Regions from separate parts of the Homo sapiens genome. Here region 2 is linked to region 1. Evidence: chromatin loops called from intact Hi-C (ENCODE). Cell type or tissue: heart left ventricle. All regions are shown on one strand. Links, peaks and the distances in the headings refer to the core of each region. The heading gives the core; the rest is flanking DNA. Region 1 has its middle 8.9 kb from the start of PIEZO2. Region 2 overlaps PIEZO2 (piezo type mechanosensitive ion channel component 2).

Region 1 (17,080 bases), core at 1,145-9,144:
GGGCTTGGAGAGTCCTGTGCGACCCCGACTTCTGCTGGGTCCACAGGTGCACACTGGCATTAAGAAGAATAGAGCTGAATTCATCTACACCGTTGACCCTGCCCATATTTCACATAGCAAGAACTTGCCATTCTGAATAGACTCTGGGAAATCCCGGGTCTTCCCCAACAGATAATGCACCCACTTTGTGCATTTGGGGGAACTCTCCGTTTTCACCTCAGTTTTGCTCCTTGCTTGTCGTGGCTCTGGGGAAAGAGAGCGTTGGCACTGAGAATATTCTCCCTTTCTCCTAGTGCACTGCTTTTTGCCTGTTCTAGGCAAGATCTAGAGAAATCTGGCTCTAGCTGGGAGACTGCAGTGTGCCTGGGTCTTTTATTTAACTGTTATCCGAGAGTGGAGGAGATTTGCTAGAGCACAGTAGGGGTCTTTCCGGACATGGAGGAAGAGGCTGTTAGCATCTGTAGAGAGGACTGTTCAGGACTGGCATTCCATCAGGAGGACACACTGGGAAGGACCTGGCTTCCCTTCCGCACCTACATTCCTGGCTTGCATTAGTTGGAGGGGATAGAGCAGTGAGCTGATGAAAAACAGGCAAACCCCCGTCTTTTTAGCCATTTGAAACGCTTTTGTGGACATCCCTTTTTTGAGACAGGGTAAGCTTGTGGTTTGAGCTCAGGTGCCTTCACGAATTCTCTGAGAATTACAGAAAAACTATGAACCATTGCTTTTTGAATGAAGACTCAAGACAGTTGGCATATGGTGAAGACACCCTGAAACTTAAACCACCCATGTGCTCTGCCATCCTCAAGAAGCTTAGATAGCACCTAAACCCGGGCGTAGTCATGAGCTCAACAGCAGACCTACAGGAGACGATAGAACTTAAATTAGCATCCAGTCACCAAGAAATGCTATCAAGAAATGGTTTGTGTAGCCTGTTTGTAGAAGCCTGATATAAATCTACCACTAATTTTGATGTTCATAAGTCTGCCTTCACATCCATGCCCTCCCCACCTCACCCCATGTACGACTCATTCTTGGGAGCTAATAGGTGAAGGACTCCTGAATTTTAAATAATACTGTGTCATCACATGAATTCTGTATTCTCTGAATACTTTCTTATGTTCTTGATAGGCTTCCCATACTAACAACTGTCTAGACTTTTTCACAATAATTCTCTTTCAAAATAACATAAGCTGGGAGGCACAAGATTCCCAGCAGGTGGGTGGTCTTACCAAATAAACTTCGAGCTTTCTCTGCCACAGTGTGTACCAACTTGGCTGCTGGGGCGTTAGAGATTTTAACAACTACATCCCAGTTCTGAGACTTCCAACGTATGTACTCAAGGGGAAGTTTCAGCGGTCTAGACTACATCTGAAATAGGCTTCTCCATGCTGGCTACATGTTGCAGTCACCTGGGGAGCTTTTGAAAAACGCTCAGTCTCCACACTCCCTGAAATCCTGATTTAATTGGTCTGCGATGGGGCCCCCACACCTGTATTTTTCTTAAAGCTCTCAAGTGATTCTTAAGTATGCAGTCAGGGGTGAAGACCGCTGTCCTCATTTTCATATCAGACTCAGAAAATAGTCCATTGGCTTTCAAAACCAGCATCTCCAAACCTCATCCACCTTTCTGAAGCTGTATTTTCTTTCACAATGGACTTGACTTGAGCATACATATCCATAGCAGTGGCATTGTTTTTACAAGGGCTGTTTAACCCTCAATTTTCCCTGCTCTCATAGAAGCAGTATCTGGTGTCTAGACAGGTTAGTTTTTAAGGACTCACCAGCCCATGAGGGTATTGATCACTGTTCGGGAGCTCTGCTTGCCTGGCAAACTTTATTCCAAAGTTTGCCAGAATCTTGTCTAAAATTTGAAAGAGTATGTGAGTTTAAAAATGCTTTGGGGAGAAATCAAACATGTAAAATACTCATGGACATATTATTTTGATATTTCATGGGTACCTGATGTGTATAATCACCAGTTTACCCCGGTAATGAATTAAGCACCAGACACCCTATGCCTCTCTGCATCCACAATGACAAACAATGACTTCTTTTGATCATTATTGAGACTTTTAGTGCCTCAGCTTCTTCATCTGTAAGTTAAGGAAAGCAGTAAAACCTACCCAATATGGAGTCTACACAGATAGAGACAGTTTATAGAGTTCTTAGAGAAATGCCTGGTGCATAGTAATCATTCAATGAATATTGGCTGCTATTATTCCTATTATTGTTGTTATTATTGTTGTTGAAAAACAAGAACTAATTCTACATTTATCAAACAATTATGCTAAAGCACAGTGACCTGCAGTGAGACAGACAGCAATATGTTTATGCTCCCAGCAATATGTTTAAGAACTGATCAACATTTTCTTAAGTGTTCAAGGTTTTCTCCATAGTGTGTCATTTTTTGCCTTGTGTGCATTTCATCTCACCTGTTTAGATTTATCTTTTTTTTTTTTTTTTTGAGATGAAGTCACACTCTGTTGCCCAGGCTGGAGTGCAATGGCACAATCTCAGATCACTGCAACCTCCGCCTCCCAGGTTCAAGTGATTCTCTTGCCTCAGCCTCCCAGGTAGCTGAGAATACAGGCGCACACCACCACGCCTGGCTAATTTTTGTATTTTTAGTAGATACAGGGTTTTGCCATGTTGGCCAAGCTGGTCTCGAACTCCTGAACTCAGGTGATCCAGCCGCTTTAGCCTCCCAAAGTGCTGGGATTACCGGGGTGAACCACCGCACCTGGCCCTAGCTTTTATCTTTTCTAAATTTGGTTTACTGTTGCACTGATTGACAAAATCATTCAGAAACTCGATCTTTGTCCCAAACACTAATTTGTTTGTATCATGCTTACTAGGAAAACACAGATAATGTGTTTAGCCCTGTGTCATGTTTAGCTCTATGTCTGTTATTCTCTGGGATACTTTGTTAGCTTCCTTTGAAAGATCTCAGAGATGGATATTGTCCCAAATGGGAACTTTACAAAACAATGTCTCCCACAAGGAATATAAAGTTTGTCAACCTGGCATTTTCTTCCTTCAGTGAAATCTGCCAAAATCCATTGATGCCATCCAGCCTGTGGAGAATGTGGTACCTCTTACCAACTTAATTAAGGAGAATATCTTCTAGCATTGGTCACATGTGTTTTTCTTACATATATGTTAACTAAAAAATTTAAATATATATATATTTCTAGTTCTCATTTATAATTATCATTGTGTCATAAGGCACAATATTTATTTGGAAGTTATTTTTGTTAGAAGCCACAGAGATTTTGGCTCTTATTCTTAAGAAAACTTGGAAGCTGAATGGCTTTCTTCTTTTTGCTAATATATGCTGAGGTTGTACATTTTTAAAAAGCTATCAATTTAATGTTTACAGCAGAAGTATTTTCGAAGTCTCCAAATTCCAAAGACCTAGACAACTTCTAATAATGTGCAGGAGACATGGTCTGCTCATACTTCTGCTAAAGAAGTTATCCCTCATCAGAGCAACGCACAGTGAAATTCACTGTCTCTGACATCTGGCCCTTTGGTGGAATCTTCCTGCTAAGCCTACGTAAAATGTATACTGTAGCCTTAACTGCAGTTTGTGAATTGTAATATGGATGCCGAATCTGAAGCACACTGCTGATTTGTATCTGTAGTTCAAAAACCTTGAAAACGCAGCTAACCGACATGTCTATGGGCCTTATCTTTCCAACTAGATTGGAGGATATGAGGACATGGATAAAATTTCATCTATAAAGCAGAATATAAAGCAAAATATTGTTTCCAAGTGAATCATATTCTACTTACACACTTCCATTACACACACACACAGAGGCATGTGCACACAATCTCACACACACATATACACACTCACCCATAACCACATCAGATATATCTCATATAAAAATAAAAGGACCATGTAAACTTGTATTTGGTTTTTGGAGGTAAACACATAAAGGAAGAGATTCCGATTTGTGGGGAGGATGCTCTGCTGAAGTTGGTGACTTGCCTTGGGCACCACAGGCACCCAGGTGGCCAATGCTAAAACATGGAAACCACCATTCATTATTTACAGCCAACATTGTGAGCAGATTTTTATCTAGCAGTTGTCTATCTGCTGTCTGTGTATTTGTTGCTGAAGCCTTTGAAGAGGCTGCTGGTTGTAATATCATTTTTTCAGAAAGGCTTATCATGCTATAAGAAGACTTATGGAAGGGAGCTGGAATTTGGAGGATAATTTTGCAATGAAATTGTAGTAAGTCAAAGCAAGTTACTAACCAAAAAAAATTACAGGTTTTTTTTCTTTACTTGTAACCACTGAGATAAAAAAATTCAACTTGTCCATGTCCTAAATAGATATTTATTAGTTAATGAATCATAATTTGGATTCTAGCTGTGTTTGTAACTGCATCTGGATCTCTGCAATGGTCATAGAAATGTTAATATTCTTAATAAGCTTAGGTGACTTTCATTCATTGGTTTTATTGAGATTTCGAATATGTGTATGGATATGCGTGTGTACAAGTTTTGAAATAAGCTATTTCTAGTTCTAACACTAGCCTATAACTAATTGGATCCCATCCAATGATTACAGTTAACTAGTTTGAAGCTTTGTTCACTTATTCTCCTGCAGTGCCACCTTTTGGCTAGAAGTATATTGAAAAAATACAAGTACTTCTAGCAGAAAGCATGCAATTAGCCACAATCAACAAACAAACATTGATTATAGCCCATGTTGCAGGCTGATGGGCTCAGAAATACAGCAGTGGGCAGAACCAGCATAGCCACTGCCTTCATAAGGTCACCATCCAGCAATGAAAGACAGACATTAACCAACTATGTATAAATAATGAAGAAAATAATACATGCCTGCAAAGAACTCTGAAGAAGTATTGGGCCTTAGGGGAGAGTATAAATGGTAAACCCAACCTCCTCTGGGGGAGGCACAGGAGGACAGATCCCTTGAGAAGGAGATGTATGTCACATCTTGAAGGGTGAGTGTAGATTCACCAGAATGTAAGCTCCAAGTGGGCAGGGACTTTGTTGTTCATGGCTGTATCCCCAGGACCTAAAAGAGCATGGGGCCCATAGTACAGACGGCATAATATTTGTTGACTGAATAAAGGAGTTACCTAGGTGAGAAGAGAAGGAATAATGTTCCCAGGCAGAAAGAACAGATGACATCCCAGAGGCAGCAGAGAGTACTATGTGTTAAAGGATTTAAGAGCAGTTCACAGGAAATTTCCATATTCCATCAACTGGACGTCCCACACAGCTTAAACCGTTTGCCAGGTCATATGGTTTCCAATTTATGGGCTTCTCTATTTTCCATTAAATTGAAACAGTAGTAAACACTTAAGTACAAGCAAAACAACCGACATAGGCAGTCATAGATCACAGGAATAAGGACTGTCACACAGGAAACCTGGAGTTCGCTGTCTTTAGTGTCCTGTCTTCATGCTGCTGTTCGCTTCTCAGATGGGAGACTCAAAGTGCACTGGCAGGAAGTCAAGAGACTTGGGACATTTCAGTTCTGGCAACCTCTTGCTGAAATGTTGCTAAATAAATTGCTTGACCTTTCTGGGTTTTGTGGGTTTTCCCACTTTGGGGTTTTTGTGTGCTCAATCTGCTTTCTTTTAAATCTTTGTACAGGCAGAGCAAATGTGTAGATGCCTTCTGGGCCTGCAGCAATACTGTAGCCAGTGAGATGCAATTCCTCGGGCCAAGAGCACATTCCTGTGATCCACTTACTCCTCTGTAAATGGAGGGCATTGGCGGGCATGAGCAAATGCTTAGCCACACTCCTGAAACAGGAAAGCAGACCTTGAGGGTGAACTTCCTGACTGAAAAGCTTTTCTCCGTAGGTCAGTGTGACACTTTCTCTGGCTTGCCCAGTGACAAGATAAACATCATGGGTTCATCTAAGATTCTTTCAGGTCCTTCAGACAAGAGTTTTGCTTGTTCATATTGGGATGTGAGTACATGGCCCCTGTATTACGGTTCTCTAGAGGGACAGAAAAAATAGGATAGATGTATATATGAAGCGGAGTTTATTAAGGAATGTTGACTCACACAATCACAAGGTGAGGTCCCACAATAGGCTGTCTGCAAGCTGATGAGCAAGAAAGCCAGTCCGAGTCCCAAAAGCTCAAAAGCAGGGAAGCCGACAGTGCAGTCTTCAGTCTGTGTTTGAAGGTCCAAGAGTCCCAAAGCTGAAGAACTTGGAGTCCGATGTTCTAGGGCAGGAAGCATCCGGCACAGGAGAAAGATATAGGCAAGGAGACCAAGCCAGTCTAGCCTTTCCACGTTCCTCTGCCTGCTTTTATTCTACCCGTGCTGGCAGCTGATTAGATGGTGCCCACCCAGATTGAGGGCGGGTCTGCCTCTCCCAGTCCACTGACTCAAATGTTACTCTCCTTTGGGAACACTCTCACAGACACACCCAGGAACAATACTTTGCATCCTTCAGTCCAATCAAGTTGACACTCAGTATTAACCATCACAGTCCCCTTACTAAAATAAGCAGAAGACAACAGTGTGCTTCCCGTCAAGTGAGAAGCAAAACCTCTGGAATCAAAATCCCTCAGCGAGATGGGGGTCCCTGTGTCCCCTTGCCTGGATTATTACTGGCATGGGGTTCCTTCTCTCTTTCTGATGAAGGAAAAAATGCATTTTCTTGTATTCTGTTAACACAGCTGAGAAAAGCAAGCATTTTAAAAAAGAAAACATGCTATAAAATTAAAGGTGAATGAACCCCTGTTGTATAAAATGTCTTTTCCAAAATTCAAGTTTCTGATGTTATGCGTCTCAAAACAGTGACAACTCTTTGAGATTCTGTCAGATAACTGCTCTCCCACCTCAGATGAGTCTAGGGCCAGCTACAAAATTTGTGAGCTGCAGTGCAAAATGAAAATGTGGGCTCCTTGTTCAAAAGGCAGAAAAAAAAGTGCTACTCAGAATCCTTAAATATAAAGGTTTTCCCTTTCTTCTACGGCCTCTCTCTCTCAAATTGCCATAGCACTTTATATGGCCATTTAATGTTCTAAGTGAGTAAAAGTCAAAATCATTTAAATTATTAGCATAATTTAACCATAAATATTTATATTCCACAATGTCAGTTTTAAATCCAAATAAATATAAGAGCATTCAACTCATATGCAGAATTATTGAAATCACACACTTTGTGTTGTTTAGCTTGTACAGGCATATGCACTTTGTTCTTAGCAAACAGTTGACAGACTGCATGGAATGAACTCAACTGTTTTTATTTCACTTCTTGATATACTCACATTCTACCAACATTCTCTGCCTCTGGCTTACTGCGAGTTAAGAGTGGGCTGACAGGGAAAGGAGCTAGGGGTGTCCTTTCTCCCCTTTCCTTGCATGTCATCATTTTCAGCATAAGTGTCTGGCTAACATGTGCTGTTAGAAACAGGAGTAAGAAAGGGCATGAGGCGATCAGGCACATTCAGGACGGTATGGCCATGTACAGGTACCAAAATATCACGTGTACCCCAAAAAGCTGTACAACTATCGTATATCAACTTTTATTTATTTATTTATTTTGAGACGGAGTCTTGCTCTGTGGCCCAGGCTGGAGTGCAGTGGTGTGATCTCGGCTCACTGCAAGCTCCGCCTCCCGGGTTCACGCCATTCTCCTGCCTCAGCCTCCCAAGTAGCTGGGACTACAGGCGCCCGCCACCGTGGCCAGCTGATTTTTTTGTATTTTTAGTAGAGACGGGGTTTCACCGTGTTAGCCAGGATGGTTTCGATCTCCTGACCTCGTGATCTGCCTGCCTCAGCCTCCCAAAGTGCTGAGATTACAGGCGTGAGCCACCGCGCCCGGCCCGAATGGTGGATTTTAGCATTTTCACCCTTTTTTTTTTTCCCTTGGCTTCTGGCAACATTTTATTTATTGGGCAATCACCATTTTGTGTGTGATTAAGTTCCTATACCATTGAATTTTCTCGTAGTAATTAAATGATGACACTGATTCATAATTATGCATAAGCAAGCCAATTTCACATCCAGGATTGATGTAAAAATAAAATGAGACATTTGAACCTACTTTACCTGCTAACTATGAAATATTAAACAAACCAGTGTAATGTTATCACTGTTACTATAATTATTAATGTTTTTATTTTTAAACTATCCGCTTTGAGGAGAATCCTCCAACCAGTAACACATGTTGGGCATATTTTTCCCCATGAGCTTTAATTCCATTTGTTTTATGCTCTAGAAGGGCAAACGTTATTAGATTCAACAATTTGGTAGAATCTTGGATGCAAGGAGAGTCGCCTCTGGGACATTTCTTTTCTTTTTCTTTCATTTCTTTCTTTTCTTTTTTTGAGACAGAGTCTTGCTCTGTCGCCAGGCTGGAGGAGTGGAGTGGCGTGATCTCGGTTCACTGCAACCTCCACTTCCCAGTTTCAAGCAATTCTCCTGCCTCAGCCTCCCAAGTAGCTGGGATTACAGGCGCCCACCACCATGCCCAGCTAATTTTTGTATTTTTAGTAGAGACAGTGTTTCACCATGTTGGCTAGGCTGGTCTTGAACTCCTGACCTCAGGCGATCTGCCCACCTCAGCCTCTCAAAGTGCTGGGATTACAGGCGTGAGCCACCATGCCCAGCCACCTCTGGGACATTTCTTTTCTCTTCGGAGTGGACGATAGGCTGCATAAGATAGTTCCTAAGGCATGTTAACATTAGTGATTTCACAAAGAAGTTTCCATTCAGAATGGAAAAGTGGCATAAAGCTGTGAGCTAAAATCTCAGAAGGTGTGGGAGGGCGATTGCCTCCGTGGCTCCCTTGCCAAGGGACATGGAAACATTCGGAACTAGGCAGCTATAAACCCTGAGCATTAATATGAATTACCCTTCTTTCTCAGAGTGGTTATTAAGATCTATGCCCTATATGTTACATAGCTTTGTGTAACTGTTACCATGGCACTTAGAGACTTTGTGAGAAATGCTCTCCACACTTTCTGGATCACACACACCTATCAGAAAAAGCTTTTGTGCATATGATCCAACATATGAGTACTTATATACTTGTAAGTTATAAATTATATATATAAGATTATAAGTTATCTATATTTGGTAATAGTTAATAGTTATATATATGTTTATAATATAGGATGTGATATACACACACATATATGAGTATATATATAAAATAGTGAGATATATAAATATAAATATATATTCATATATGTATATATATATAATTATTATTACCTAATAAATTAAGGCACACCACACACAGGCAAGGATCATCATTAAATAAGACATATTTCAAATATTTCTTGATAGCATTGATGTTTCTAATTCTTGTTAGATATGATGAAATGATCATTGCTTTTATGGAAACCCTGCTATGGTGGCTTAACCGAACGTGAATGAACTTTCCTCACATGCCGGGTGTGCAGAGATGGGCCATCCCAGGCTGGCGCAGCAGCAGCAGCAGAATATCCCCAGCGCCTTGAGCTGCTCTGGTCCCTTCGTCCTTTCATTGTGAGCCACTGACATCCTTCCTCATGATGGCTTTTATGTATGCAAGATGGCAGCTTCACGTCTAGTCCCAAGCCTACTTTCCAAGCTGGAAGAAGAGAACAGTGACAAGAGAGCAGAATATTCACTGAGTACTTAGAATGTTCCAGTTGCATTTTGAGGAGATTGTTAAGAGGTTAAGAGATTGCCTCCAAACTACCTTTTGCCTCATTCCCAACCAATGTGGGACTGAGTTGCATGAAGGTCTATGAATTGCTCTAGGTCTCACAGCGAGTGTGGGGAGAGTTAGTTCCGGCAGCTAGATCCGCAGACTCTGGACTGAGGTCCTTTCCACTGCCCACAGCGCCCCAGGACAGCAGGCTGATGGGTGCCATGTGCAGCACCACCTGCGTTCTTCAGGGGGCCTGGGCTGTGCTCCCACCCCTCAGCACCCATGTCCTGGCTGGGGGGTAACCTTAAGATCCACCACGACATACATTTACAGATCACTGTAATCACAGTGGTTCTTGAAAGCAGGGCTTTAAAGGGACTACAGAACGTGTTAAGAATGACTGACTGGGAGATGAGAATGCTCAGTACCGAATCCCTTACCACAAGATGAGTGCACCTGCCACAATGTCATTCAACCTCATTAACCTCCTGCAGATTCTCAGTACATGAAATGACTGAGATTGGGGAAGCTAGTTCTTATCCTCTATAGTAAAAAAATCTGAGTGTATGAGTAGGGGGGAGGCATTATATTCAAATCCCAGCCTGTGCACTCAGGAGCTGTCCTAGCTAAGGTGGGTTACCTAAAACTTTGTATTTTTGTTTTCCTTAAAATGAAGAAGAAGTGTGAACAGAAAGAATGGTAAAGTTGTAACCATATAGACAGCAAGGATATGGCACCTGGGTAAAGGACTTTGGGAAAGGAAGAAGCCAAGTAGCTTAATCATTTTCCCAGAAGTGTGGAAGTTAAGCAAAATGCAGTGGCTCTAATTATGATACGTTACATTTATCTGGCTCCTTTCTCTTAAGAGCGCAGAGTGGTTCTCAGACATTATCTCATGAATTTGCAAATCAGTCCTGGGAGTTAGATAGGAATGAAGCCAGGCAAAAGTTTCTAGCTTACCACTTTACTAAGAGCCAGAAGTTGAAATATTCTCTCCATCCAAGTCAGCACCTTCTGTGCAAACATAAACTACTATATTACTCAAGTCATATTCAGGGAACATCAATTTGCAGATTCTTGTTATCCTTAAAATAACACATACCTTTCAGAAAGGAAGCCATTGTAATAAAAGTCTTTCTTGATTTCTTGACAAATGAAAGTATTTACGGAGTTTCATTCCCAGAAGTGAAATGAGCAAAGAGTGAAATTCAAACCTTTTCACGAATTTAGTGTAATAAATGTGGGATTTATCCCCCAGCACATGGCAATGATTGGAGTATGATTGCGCTTTGAGGACCAAGCTATAAAATCAACATAAAGTTGGTGAAGTCAGAATGCAAAGTTACCTTAAGTACAGAAAATAAGACACAAGCCAACATAGTCTGACTATTGCAATTTAAGACATTGACAGATCGAAAGAAAGAATATGCCAATTAAAAAAGAAAAGTATGGGACGTGGGAAGGACTATTTGCCAGTGACAAAACAAACACTGCAATAGAAAAGGAGACTTGAGGCCGGGCGCGGTGGCTCATGCCTGTAATCCCAGAACTTTGGGAGGCCGAGGCGGGCAGATCACCTGAGGTCAGGAGTTCGAGACCAGCCTGACCAACACGGAGAAACCCCATCTCTACTAAAAATACAAAATTAGCTGGGTGTGATGGCGTGTGCCTGTAATCCCAGCTACTTGGGAGGCTGAGGCAAGAGAATCACTTGAACCTGGGAGGTGGAGGTTGTGGTGAGCCGAGATCACACCATTGCACTCCTTCCTGGGCAACAAGAGTGAAAGTCTGTCTTAAATAAAAGAAAAAAAGAAAAGGAGACTTGATCGATATGTTGCCAATGTTTGATCCCATTAGCAATGCAGTTCCTAGAGAAAATGTTTCCCTTGACAGTCATCCATAGGCACAAAGATAAGGTGGTAAGCATGAGGTCCCCAGGCTTACAGAGTTTGGGAAATGGATCCCCAGCTGGGGGATCAGCTCAGACAGAAAGAAAAGCAATGTCTGGAAGAACAATGAACCCTGCCAGCCTTATTCAGGTTCCCTAAAAGCAGGTCCTAAGTGAGGCTTCTTATATAAGTGATTGACTGATGGAAGAGCTCAGGAGGAGAGGGATGAGGGAGGCAGGTGGGCAGGGGAAGAAAGCTAAGTAGGGACGGGGAGTGTGATAGAGATTAGAGCCTCAGCCCGGTCACAGGGAGCACCTGGAAATGTAAAAGGCGTTACAGAGATGGCCACACTTTGAGAAAAGGGGCAGGCTTTTGTGCCCCTTTGTCAGTCAGTCATTGGCCAAGAGCTGCCTAAGGTATGAGGTGGGGTCATAACCTCCCTAGGAGGACCCCCCTCATTTCAACCAAGTGCCATCCTCTGAGAAGGGCAGCTGTGGCCACAAGCAGCCAGTGCTCATCACATAACTGGGAAAGGCACAAAGGTGAGAACTAAGAACTTCTACTAGGTTGGCTTTTTGTTCTGTTCAGTGACCAAGACAACTTAAAACATTGATGATTTCTCCAAGAACATACATTTCAAGGGCAGTCTTTCTTTCCTTATCTAAACGCATTCCCTTCTCTTTTAATAAACCCATAGGCAGGCAACCCATAAACAAACTAATACACAAAACAAAATAATAAATTAACCAATAATCTGAAACAAGATGTTCAATAAAAGCTATGAAAGTTCCTCTATTCTCCAAGTAGAATGGCTGAGCTACTCCTCTTCCTTCTGTCCACTCACCTAAATGATTTTTCTCAGCTTATGCAACAATTCTCATGAGTATTCACTATATTTCAGGCACAGTTCTCAGCTCCGGACATGTTGGTAAATAATGGAGCCACGGTGCCATGGCTCCACTCATGTCCGGTCTAGTGCAGGACCTTTAAGAACTCAGCCCCAGCTGGCATAGTGTTCCAGGCCCCACAACAGAAAGTGCTGGGCCACAAAGCCAGTGTTTTCTCTTCTGCAGATGACTGCACCTCTTAAGAATCCTTGCTCTGGGTCTCCTTCGCCCATTGTAGGCAAGGTCTTCCACTAGGTCTGCTTGCAGTACTTGCAAGATTTAGACAGATATATGGGCTGGGCCATTCTGGTTGAATGTGTTGCAGCCAATCCTGTTTCACAGCCAATCACAATCTCAGGGTGGCCCAAATGTGGTTTGACAACCCTTCCTTGCAGAGTAGTCATGGATCCAGGCCAAAGACAACGAGCATTTATTTCTAATACACTTTCTGTATTAAAAAGGATTAAAAGTGGGCATTGATATTGGCTGAATGTCTTGGATATGTAGCAGGGCAAATGGTTTTGATTTCACTCCACATGAAAACACCAAGTTCTTCTTTCCTTTTGTTTTTTCTTTGTTTTTCGTAAGGCTTCACACATCTGGTCTCTCTTCCCAGAGAGCTCGCTCTTCCTGTCTTCTTCTCATTCTTCAATCTCACCTGGCTTTTTGACCCAGCACTGTCTCTAGTGGGGTCTGGAATGCAACACCAGGTGGGGCTGAGAGAATCCTTCCCCAACCACCGAACTTGTAGCTTCCTTTCCCTCCCCCTCCTCCTCTCATTGTTCCATTTCTCAGTGTCCTTCTCTTGTTCCTCATAACACTTATTACTACTTTAAATTTTGTGTGTGTGTATGTTTATTCATTTCTGTGACCGCAGACTGAAAGCCCCATGCGTTTTGTCCATTATTCATATGCAATTTTCAGCAGAGTGCCTGACACAGAAAACATACTTGCTAAATATGTAGGAAGCAGTGCTGGGTGCAGTAAGAGTGTGGGGCCTGGAGTTAATCAGCCTGGGTTTGAATCCTGGCTTACCACGTATTAGCTAAGCCTCATCCCTGTAAGCCTCAATTTCCTCATCAATAAAATGGAAATGTTGATAGTACTTGTATTTTTGTGTTATCCTGATATTTAAGTGCATTTCTTCATGTTAAATGCTTTGATGAGTACCTGGCAAGTACTTAATAAATGTAAGCTAGTTTTGTTTGTAGCTTGGATTTAGAGGTAAAATATGTAGAGCTCTGTGAAATGGTGTGATAGATAGGAATAGCTACAGTAACAGGAAGCCACTGAATCAGAATGGCAACTGTTCAGACTCACTGTTATTCTGAAGCTCTCCAAGTTTGTTTTGTTTGCACGTCCATGATCCATTACTATCCTGCAAAGAAGTGAAAATGGGAACTCTTGGGGGTTCCCGGGTGCGCTCCCTGCTGGCCGCGCTGCAGGGTGCAGAGAGGCAGACGCAGGCACGCCGCGGGCCCAGCGGAGCAGGGGCTTGTGCGCCGCTCCCAACAAACAGCCTGAGCGTCCCTAACGCAGGTTTGAGGCGTCACTAACGCCCGGGAGGCTGAGCACTCCTTGGAGGGGGACACCCACTGCTGTTCACCCTAAACGCCTACCTCAAGACAAGACACTGATAAGCACAGACACAAAGGAAACAAGTCTTTGCAAATGGGAAAAGGAAAGACTAAGGGAAATGAATTTATTTTAATAATCCACAAAGAAGAAATGACATCGGAGACACACACACACAAATATTCCAGCCCACGAGACACTGACCATTCAGGAAATCAAAATAGGCTCAAATTGGTCAGATGTCTGCCAAAGGAGAAAACAGAAAATGTGAGAATTTGCCCACACTAAAATTGTTAAAATCATTTGCTTAGATGGACCATTTTGTCTTCATGAAAGACTTTTCCATGCTTATGTGTGAACAGACTTTAAATTCTTGATTTGAGAAGGAATATTTGTAAATTTAAAAAAATACTAGTGGAATTTAAACAAAGTTCCTTGGATGAGACATAATCTTGATTGCTCTGATGAACGCCTGCATCTGAGCATGCCAGGTCACCAGAGTAATCCTGCGAAGACCTTTTGTGCAGAGCAGATAAAATGCAGGTGCTCACTGAGGAGATTCTTCAAGGCCATGTGCACAGGCAGCCCTCACAAAGACTCAACATGAACGTCCGTGGTCTGGGGGCGGGTGGAGGTAAGTGTAGAGATGTTCCTCTCATAGCTGTACTTTTTTTTTTTTTTTTTTGAGAGCAGGTCTTGCTGAGTCGCCCAGGTTGCAGTAATCTCGGCTCACTGCAACCTCTGCCTCCCAGGCTCAAGCGATTCTCTTGCCTCAGCCTCCTGAGTATCTGGGATCATGGGCACGCGCCACCACTGCCTGGCCAATTTTTGTATTTTTAGTAGAGACGGGGTTTCACCATGTTGGCCAGGCTGGTCTCGAACTCTTGACCTCAAGTGATCCACCTACTTTGGCCTCCCGAAGTGCTGGGATTACAGGCATGAACCTTTTTTTTTTTTTTTTTAAATGTCCATTCCATCATTTTCCCAGGAGGGAGACACTGACCCTAGCAGGTTAGCCAGCTTAGCTCAGGGACAAACTAGATAGGCTGTGGGCAGCTTGGAGCAGGGTGCTCCCAGCACACAAGTTAATAAGAGAACCTTGGGGACAACTGCAAGGTTGACTTTGTCTCTGTCCCATCTCTCTAACTTCTGACCTCCTTGCCTGTTCCCCTCACACCCCCTCTGCCTCCTCTCCCCATCCCACATACTTGCTTATTGCACAGAATGACCGGTTCCACAGTTACTTGTATATTCCTTCCAAAATTTTTCCCCTTTATTAAATAAGAAAAAAAAAAGCCATATCTCTAGATCAGAATCAGGAAGCTGCACCCCATGGGCCAAATCTAGTCTGCTGTTTTTATCAATAAAGTTTTATTGGGACACTGCCATGCTCATTTGTTGACATGTTGTCTGTGGTTGCCTCTTTGCTAGGATGGTAGAGTTGAGTTGCTATTTCAACAGAGAGTGTACGGCGCACAAAGCCTAACACATTTATCTTGCCCTTTACAGATAATGTTTGTCAACCCTGCTGCTGATCTCTCTGGTCTCCCCTGTGTTCAATGGCTAATGTCTATCCTGGCATAGTTTTCTCTCTCTCACTAGATACTAGATAGTATACCTAGCTCTCTCACCAGATCAAAACAGTTGGAAGAAAGGTGGTGTTTCCTTTGTCTTTTCATTTCTGCCATACTACTGACATTGCTTAATAAATATCTCATAGAATCAGATTGAACCAATCAAGTCTGCAAAGAGTTCCAATCTACTGTGTCCCAACTCTTCACCAAGCACGGTAATAGGGACTGAGAGTACCAAGATCAATAGGCTCTTAGTCTCTGCCCTGGATAGACTCATAGATTAACAACTAGCTTAGATGAGCTCCTTGAAAAGAAGACAGGGCAGGCCAAACTGAGGGAACAATGTGTGCAGGGAAACAGAGGCAGGAAGGAAGGTGGTAATATTAGGGAATTTCAGGTTGATTAAAATGACTGGATTACCAGCGGAGGGAAGAGGGATGCTGTGAATAGCACTCTCTCTCCTTGATTTTTACTAGTCCTCGCTCAACTAAAGACACAAAGAACTAAGCCGTACTTTAATTGGTGGGATAGAAAAAGAAGAGGAGGAAGAAATAAGAAATGTTTGAGCGAAGAAATCCCAAATGTCTTTGGACCCTCCTATGCTGGGCCTACAGAAATATGCTGACTCTGAATTCCTATTTACTATGAGGAAATATGAGGATCTCTGTTGCAGTTCCCAAATGCTGGAGGAGATCAGTGACATCCTAGGCAGCTGGACTTATACCCTGAGGGGCAGTGACTTTCATTCCCACGATGATCACAGTGACGATGATAATAACCACTACCATCTATTTAGCACTACGTGCAGATCCCATGCTGAGCACTTTACACAACTTTGAATTTACTTAATCATTATAAATAATATGGCATAAGCATTATTATCCTCATTTTCTAGTCAATGAGAGAAGCAAGCGGAGTGCAGGTACAAAAAAGTCCTTGAGTCACACGTACATTAAGGAGGAGAGCTGGTGTTGGAACTGAGATCCGCATAATTTAAAACTCCAGGCCATCCACACTATACAACCCAGATCCTCCTAAGCTAAGCAGTTACTACCTGTTTCTTATGTCAAACCTGTAATAACCTCTCAGGCTGTTCACTTGGCTCATCTCTTTGGGGCATTCTATAGGATTCAACTGGTTAAACCCCTTGTAGTTGTGCAGGATCATGAAACTTGTTCTGGCCAATGAGTTGTGAGTAGAAGTTTAACAAGAGTGATGTGTGCCACTTCTTGGCAGGTCATTGAATTGCTAGTGTGAGCACGTAGGTAGCTCTCCTTCCTTCTTGTATGGTGATTAGTCATGTTCTTGATGGTGGCTACTTCATCAGCCTGTTCACCTAAGAGACTAGGAAGTGCAGAGACTCCTGTCCATCCATAATGGACTCATCATATGTATTAAAAAAAACATGAATGTTTGTTGTTTCAATAAAGCCACAAAGCCTTGAGGTTGTTTGTTACCATAACATAACTTAGTCTATCTTGATATAAATAAAAATTAGAA
Region 2 (8,000 bases), core at 1-8,000, 370 kb before region 1:
AGTCAGGACTCATATCGGTACAGATCATTTAGATCTTTCTTCTCTGCCATGGGGTGCAGGGTAAGGGCTGTGAAGCGGCAGCTGAGGAAACATAGAACCTACATCTTGACGTGGGCTGCAGTCTTTCCCCAGAACCTGCATAGGCTAAACACTGCTATACACGCTTAAAGGGAATTCTGTGGGACCTTAATTCAGTTTTCACATACGCTAGGTCCAAACCTTGGGAGTCTCTAGGCTGGTGAACCAAATTGTCTTCTGCAAAACTGTGGTCCTGCATGTTTCTACTTTTCTGGATAAATGGTGAATTATATCTCTGTTTGATTGCGTGACAGAAGACTCAGACACATCCACATTAAGAAAAATGGCAAGAAAAAGGTTCCTGCATGCTGGAGGCACTTTTAGTGAGAAAAAAAAATGAATATGCAAGAGAAGAAATGGCATTTGGAAGAAAAAAAAGATTTTTTTTTAAAAAAGATTTCACTAGCAATGCTTAATAATTACAACTCCTTCACAAACATATAAATTGGCTCTGCTAACTAAAATACTTTGTAATTATTGAATAGGGCCCTTGAAAAGAATGGTGAGGGCTTATAGTAAATTTAAACATGTTACATGGTCAGAATTAAATATCAAATACTAGTTTTATCCACACAGATCACAAACAATGTCAAAATAATGATTAAAAAAATCCTTTTTCTGATTATTGACAATTCTCACTTTTATGTGCAGGCATTCTCTTTGTAAACTTTTAAACTTGGGGTGATTTTCCCTCCCATCAAGTTTGTCTATGACTGATATCTTCTAGGGTTCCCCAAACTTCTAATAACTACTTTATTTTTCCTAATGCTTGATCATCACTGAAGGTAGCAGGAGTACAGATATGGAGATGGTAAACCACTGACCCCATCCATGCCCTCCTCCCTGCTGGGGCCTTGGGAGCAGAGAGGTTTTAGCAGAGCCTGATTTTCCTGGTGGCTAGATAGCAAAACAAGTCATGACTGATTGATACCTCTTGGTTCCATGGGTTACGAGTCATCTGAAGTATCAGAATGATAGGCGAAACACAACACAATAAGAAAAGTGAATCTGCTGGTCATAAACAAGGATTATAAAATGTTTCTCATCATTAAATAAATGTTTTGGGTCTATCCATAACTCTAGTTCCTACACAGCAGAACGCTGGAAGTTTGGCATTTTACGAAATGCATATCATGAACTCCTACTTCATCTTCTATTGATACCTGCATTTTTTCCCTTAAAGTCAAATAATTAAGGAGAATTTTCATCCGTGGCCTCTGTGCTCCTCTCAATACAGCCCTTTGCTCCCTTAGCTGCTTAACAAGTATTTTTCCAATATCTGAATCATAGGCTAAACATGAGGCAGAAAGGAAAACCATTGTCAGCGTTCACTAAAAGAATGCTTGTGATCTCCCCGTGATGGAACACAGTGAAGGATTTGTGATAACCCATTGTGGTTTGAATAAATACGGGCAGGAAAAGTAATATCCCATCTGTTATTTGCAAACAATGTATATTTATTGATGAGGATAAAACAGCCGTAAGCTGCTAAAAGAAGATATTGTCATCATGTTGTCCTCTTAAATATGATTGTAGTTACTAGTCAATTGCAGATTCTGTTTTTTCAGCCAAAGTTCTTTATTTCCAAAGTGGAAGGGAAAACTGCCCATCATCTTTTGCTATGCTCTCACAAGACTTCTGTACTTGTGGTTGGCATAATGGAAAAATCCTCTGAATTAGCCAGATTCCCTAAATGTTCTAAAAACATATAACCAGCCTAGACACAAATACACATATCAACTCTAAAATATTTAAGTCTCCACAGCTACTCTGAATATCTCACAAGACGATCAAGATCACTTTACATTAACCAGTCATAAGTCACTACCCATTGTTTCAGAACGTGTCACAGAATCTTCCACATGTTTTCCTCTTTTTCTCACAAGCTGATACTCATGGAAAATTCAAGGCTGAAACTTTTAGATTACTGGCTTCTCGCAAGGTGGCCAACCTAAGGTAGGGTTGAAGAGCTGCCTTCCTGCTAATAAGAGGTCTGTGTTTCTTCCAGTGGCTCACCTGTAGATGGTGTTGTCTTCTTTGCTGGGAATGGACTTGAGGTCTGTGAGTTCAAGGAACCGGTCATGGAAGTAGTGCAGGTGTAAAATGCACACCAGCAGAAAGGAGGTTGGGATGAATATGCGAGTGAATAGTTCAGCCACAGTAAACTGCTTTAAGCCAAGATCCTCAAGCCTGCAAAACAAAACAAAATAAAAAGCAGGAACCTCTCTTACGCAATGAAGTCACAAACTCTTTGTGATAAACTACATCACAGTCTTACACTCCTGTCAGGTCTATCGTTTATTGAATCCCTCTCTCCCATATGGTCCAATATGGCTTTCGTTTCCACCAAGCCAGCTAACCTACTTTAACAATGGTCAATAATAAACCTTGACATTCCCAAATTCCAGGACTATTTCTTCAGCTTTATTTAATTAAACCTCTGGTCCTCCTTGAAGCAAGTGTGGTCTTGACACCATCACACTCTCTTGGTTTCTTGTTCCTCCATGATCTCCCCCTTTTCTATTGGACCTCTAGAGGCTGAAATTTCCCCAGGACTCTGTTTTGATCTCTCTTCCAGCTGTGCTTTCCCCCTAGGGAAATCCTCTTCTGTGGATTTACACATCATCCTTACACCAAGGACTCAAAGTGCATCTACAGCGCAGGCTCCTCCTGTAAGATTCTCGTGCCCAAATTGCTACTGGAAATTGGTTGTTTCACAGTTATTTTATATTAGTGCTTCCAAAACAGTATTCTTGATTTTCCTATTTTTCTTGGCAAAGCTGTCCTCCACATCCCTCTCCCCACTCTAGTATCCCTGAACCAATAAATGGTACAACTGTCTACCCTGCGCAAACTGAGAAGTCAGACGCCTCCTGTGTTCTTTTCTTTCATATCTCATTCATCCACATTTCCTTCAGCATCCTAAAGCACCTCTTGAATTGCCCACTCCTGTTATCCGTCTCTGCCTCCACCAAATCTAGGGGAAGCTCCCATCATTTCTCACAGGACCGCTGCTGCTGCCTACTAACTAGTCTCCTTGTTTCTACTCCCACACATCGCTTTTTCTCAGCTAGTCAAGGGATCTTTAAAGATTGGAAAATTCCACCAAGAATAAAATACAAATAATGCTACCTACAAGCCATGCACATCCCAGCTGCCTGCCTGAATTCTCCCCACTCTTCGCTGTCCACTCACCCCCTGTCTTCAGTTCCTCTTATGAACTGTGCCAAACTCTGACTTGCCTCAGGACCTTTGCATGTGCTGTTCCCTCTGCCTGAAATGTCCTTCCACACCCCAGACTCCAACTCACACACTTTTCCTAAGACAAGCTTCTTCTAATGCTTCAACTGTAGTTTAAACCAGCTCCTCAGCAAAGCCCGTGCCAGTCACTCATTTATAGTTCCCCCTTACTCACTGCCTCAGCCTGTTGTCTGTTTCCTTCACAGACCTGTCACAAAGTATAATAGACTTATTTTACACTAAATAGTTTTGTTTGTCTCCTCTGCTAGAATATAAGATCTACAGGGCTTAGATTTTGTCTGTCTTGTTCCCTGTCATATTCCAGGCACAAAACAGTGTCAGCACATGGACAGCATTTAATAAATGCTTATTGTATAGACACTTCAGCTGTGTTGGTGTAGTTACACAGTTATCTTTCCCTTCTAAGGGACAGAGACTTTTAAGGGACTTCCCTTCTCAGCCACATCAATATATTCAGCTCAAAACCCAATGCTGGCTGGATTTCCAAACTAATTTCAGAAGTTTACAGAAGAAAATTAGAGAAGGATAGAGCACTATCTCCCACATGCACAGGAACACCATCTCATCATCACAAGTCTATGAGCACTTGGAGAAATTTATTTCTTTTTGGCGCTAAATACTCCTTAGAATCTAAGCACCCAGCAACATAAATGAGCAAAGTCTGCTACTTTATGTTATAAGTGCATGAACTTACTTAAGAACTGAAGAACTGAGCTCCAATGTGGAGGGCAGAAAGCACGACTAAGTGTTAGGTGTGTTTCACATGAAACTAACATTAGAAAATGTCATTTCATTAAAATTCTGAAAATTCATGGAGTGCCTATTATGTTCTAAGCTAAGGGCTAAGTAAAGAGAACACAAAAACGACTCAGTTTTAATTTCTATTATTGAGGAACTTATAGACATTGATGACATCATGCTTTACTAAAATCTTCCTTAAAGATGCTTTGAACAATATGCATTCAAGTCTTCATCTTGTTCATCATTTTCAACTCAAAATCACTTACTTTTCTTTTTTCAGTCCAGTCATATTTTGCCACAGGCCTGGGAAGTTCTCAAACTGATATGTGTATATAAAGATAAGCACCAGCATAGTGTAAATAACCACTGACATCCAAAAATATTTTAGAATTTTCCTCCACCATTCATAGTGCACCTGCAAATCAGACATTGAAAAAAAAAAATGAGAAAAAATCACTTTTAGGAAAACTCACAAAAATATTTGGTTTAATTCAAGTAAGACAAGTGATACATTTACAAGTGTCTGAAAATAAAGTCTATTTCATTTCTAGTTTTTAATGTTCCGTGTCTATCACAGTGGAGTGGTCCTGGGTTAGAACCCCAGTTTTATAAATGATTGCTAACTGTGTGGGGAAGAGGCTGAACCTTCCATAAGTGCCTATTTTGCAGGGTTGCTACGAGGATGAAATAGATATTGCTTATGGGTTCCTGCAAGCTATCTGGCCCATAGGGGGCGCTCAAGGAACAGTAGGGTAGGTGCTGCTGTCATTGTGGTTATCATTGCTCAGAGAAAACCACATCCATTTTGAAATTGAAAGCAATATTGTATGAATGAAAATGTGAACCAACCACAGAAAAAAGACATCTCGTTTTACCGTAAGCTGTGGATATTCATTAGAGAACATCCATCCTGAATTTTTAAGAGTATTCAAAAGTTCACTGATTTCTTTTGAGATTTTTTTATCTTAACATATTATGTACTCTTGTTTATTGTAGTTCCTTTATTTGTTTTGTTGGCTACCTGCAAGATATTTTACTCTTTCATGTGTTTCTATTATTGGGTTCTCTTTTATCATCAGTTAAAAGTGAGTCTGTGGAGAAGTAACTCATTTTAATGTATCTCATATATTAACTTATTTTAATGAATGAAATTCTTTTAATTAATGAAATATGAAAGCAGTCAATGCACTATACATATATATATATGTACACAAAGAGCAGGCACATGCCACACATATATCTTTTTCTGACCCTAAAGCCTGAAATGCAAAAGTATACCTAGGAATACTCTACGACTTCAGATTATCCAGCTTTTAAATTACTATTTTAAAATATAATTCAATTTTTACAGGCCAGGTGCGGTGGCTCATGCCTGTAATCCCAGAACTCTGGAAGGCCGAGGAGGGCAGATCGCTTGAAGCCAGGAGTTTGAAACCAGCCTGGCCAACATGGTGAAACCCCGTCTCTACTAAAAATACAAACATTAGCTGGAGGTGTTGGCACACACTTGGAATCCCAGCTACTTGGGAGGCTGAGGCATGAGAATTCCTTGAAACTGGGAGGCAGAGATTGCAGTGAGCAATGAGCAGAGATCACGCCACTACACTCCAGCCTAAGGGACAGAGCAAGACCCTGTCTCAAAAAAAAAAAAAGAAAGAAAGGAAGGAAGGAAGGAAGGAAGGAAGGAAGGAAGGAAGGAAGGAAGGAAGAAATAGAAATGTAATTCAATTTTACAGATTTTTTTTGATCAATAATTTTTGGAAAACCTATGTATGAACTTTTTCCTGATTTTTCAACAACCTAAAATTTTTATTTTTACTTTTTTTAGAGATGGCATCTTAATCTGTTGCCCAGCTGGAGTGCAGTGGTACAAGCATAGCTCACTGCAGCCTTGACCTCCTGGGATCAAGTGATCCTCCTGCCTTGGTCTACCAAGAAGCTAGGACTACAGGTGTGCCACCACAACTGGCTAATTTTTTAATTTAAGAAAATGTTTTGTAGAGACAAGGTTTCAGTATTTTGCCCAGGTTGGTTTGGAACTCCTGGCCTCAAGCAGTCCTCCTCCCTTGCCTCCCAAAGTGCTGAAATTACAGGCATGAGCCACTGCACCCAGCCCTGAAATTCTGAAATAGTAAACAAGTTGAAGACAGTCATTTCCCATTTTAGGATTCTTGGGATACGATGTTTGAATCTTGCCAATCACTTTATCCATGTTCATGAGATTCTAGTGATTTAAAATCTCTGCAGAGGTAGCTCATGTATACTCCTGGGAGAGATGTGAGAATTAAAATGGTCAACTGTGTACCTACCTGGTATAGGGCCACACAGAACAGGAACAGCACCATGTAGATGATTTTGTACATTACGATTTTACCCTCGAAGCTGACGAAGAAGAACATGCCTCCGCAGACGTAGATCCAGTACTTGATGAACATGGCCACCACCAGATTGCCCAGGACTTTCATGATGTCCTGCTCATCTTCTTCTTCAGCTTCCTCTTGCTCTACCTTCTTTCTCTCTTGCTTCTCTTCCTTCGCTTCCTCTTCTTCCTCCTCTTTGGGCTCTCCTTCCACTTGTATATCTTGAAGTTCCTCATCTTCAAATAGAAAACTGTGCTGTTATACTTAGCTGGTTATCTGTGCAGACCACACTTTGACCATGTGATAGGTATAGGATGTAGAGGCATGCATTTTCTAAGTTATTGTATAATTTGGATGATTTTAGACTATTCTCATAAACTCAGCAACATTTATAACTAGATTAAAAGTCAATTTTCATAACCTTCTCAAAATATAGTTTACAAGAAAATAAATTTGGTAACACTAATTTATATACAAGATCTTTTTTCTTTCTGATATCCAGTGATAGCTTTAAGTACTGTGAGATGTAAAAAATAAATAGGCAACAATAGCACAAATCTAAATGACTATATCAATTTCAAATTCTAATTGCTTCATGGCTCTAGACAATCCAAATAGTACTTTACTAAATGTGGTTAATGCTAACAATCTTAAACAAAAAGTATACTTTTAAATAACTAAAAATTTAAGAGTTACAGCAAAACATAATTTAATTTAAATTAGATTGAAAGAGTAATTGTAATTTAAGTTTAAAACAATTTAATGGATCAAAATAAAAAACTTATTTTGTGTTGCTTTAAAATACATAAGAGTCATCTCTGTGTTACACAGCCTTATATTTGAAGAACTTGAATAATTATTTCAAAATAATTATTGGGGTTAATTTGAATAATTTATTCAAACAACTAGTAGATTCACAGTGAGAAGAGTGAAAATCAAGTGAGGGCTCAGAGCAACAGTTGATCTCAAATTAACCATTTTTTACCAAAATTAACTGGTTAATTTAATCACTATGTTGAACAGAGACATCCAAACTCATACAGGCAAGATTTGAATCTTATAGACAGACTTTTGTTACTGAAAAACAACTCATTGTTTAGGTCCAAATAAGAAACTAAACATAAATATATGTGTGTGTGTATGGAGATATATATATGCCTGTATTCATTCTTATGGTTACTGGTTTAATCTGAAGGTGACCAGCCCAGCTTCTGTGGACATTTCTAGGCTCCTTTTCACAGACAGTGCTTCTTAACCTCACAATAGTCTTCAATCCATTCTACAAATATTAAATTTACATTTATTGGCATACCTAGGGAATTAGGGAGCAAGCTGTTCTTATTTTACCTATATAGCAGGTCTAAAATTATCAAGGTGATAACATCATCATCCTCTGTTTTTACATTGTGGTATACTATTGTTAAGAAAGAAGAGAGAAGTTTTAAATGTGAAAGATGTGACTTAGCTTCTTGTTTCCAGTACTCACTAGAAGTATGACCTGGGAGGAAGCATTTAATTTCTCAGAGCCTCAGTTTTTCTTTCATTGGGAATCACCTTCGT

What was found. Hi-C counts contacts between places; a loop is a spot of excess contacts. Peaks named below come from ENCODE experiments on the same cell type or tissue, not always from the same donor. Only the 100,000 strongest peaks of a DNase experiment are listed, where the experiment ranks them.
Region 2: it touches region 1 in a loop (3-fold over the local background); 21 of 110 quality-filtered maps call a loop at or near these places.

What each region holds. Positions count from the first base shown.
Region 1 is chr18:11,149,954-11,167,033 of GRCh38, forward strand. No RefSeq gene overlaps it. Among named protein-coding and RNA genes, the nearest start is that of PIEZO2, 8.9 kb to the left of the region's middle. In heart left ventricle, for the core only: a CTCF peak has its summit at 4,619 (motif pointing left); no DNase peak of the experiment used is centred there; H3K27me3 peaks cover 4,207 bases.
Region 2 is chr18:10,782,690-10,790,689 of GRCh38, forward strand. PIEZO2 (piezo type mechanosensitive ion channel component 2) reads right to left here. Exons shown (of 56, transcript NM_001378183.1): 15 at 6,390-6,676; 16 at 4,347-4,495; 17 at 2,095-2,268. Among named protein-coding and RNA genes, the nearest start is that of MIR6788, 27 kb to the left of the region's middle. In heart left ventricle, for the core only: a CTCF peak has its summit at 4,809 (motif pointing right); a DNase peak (open chromatin) is centred at 4,812.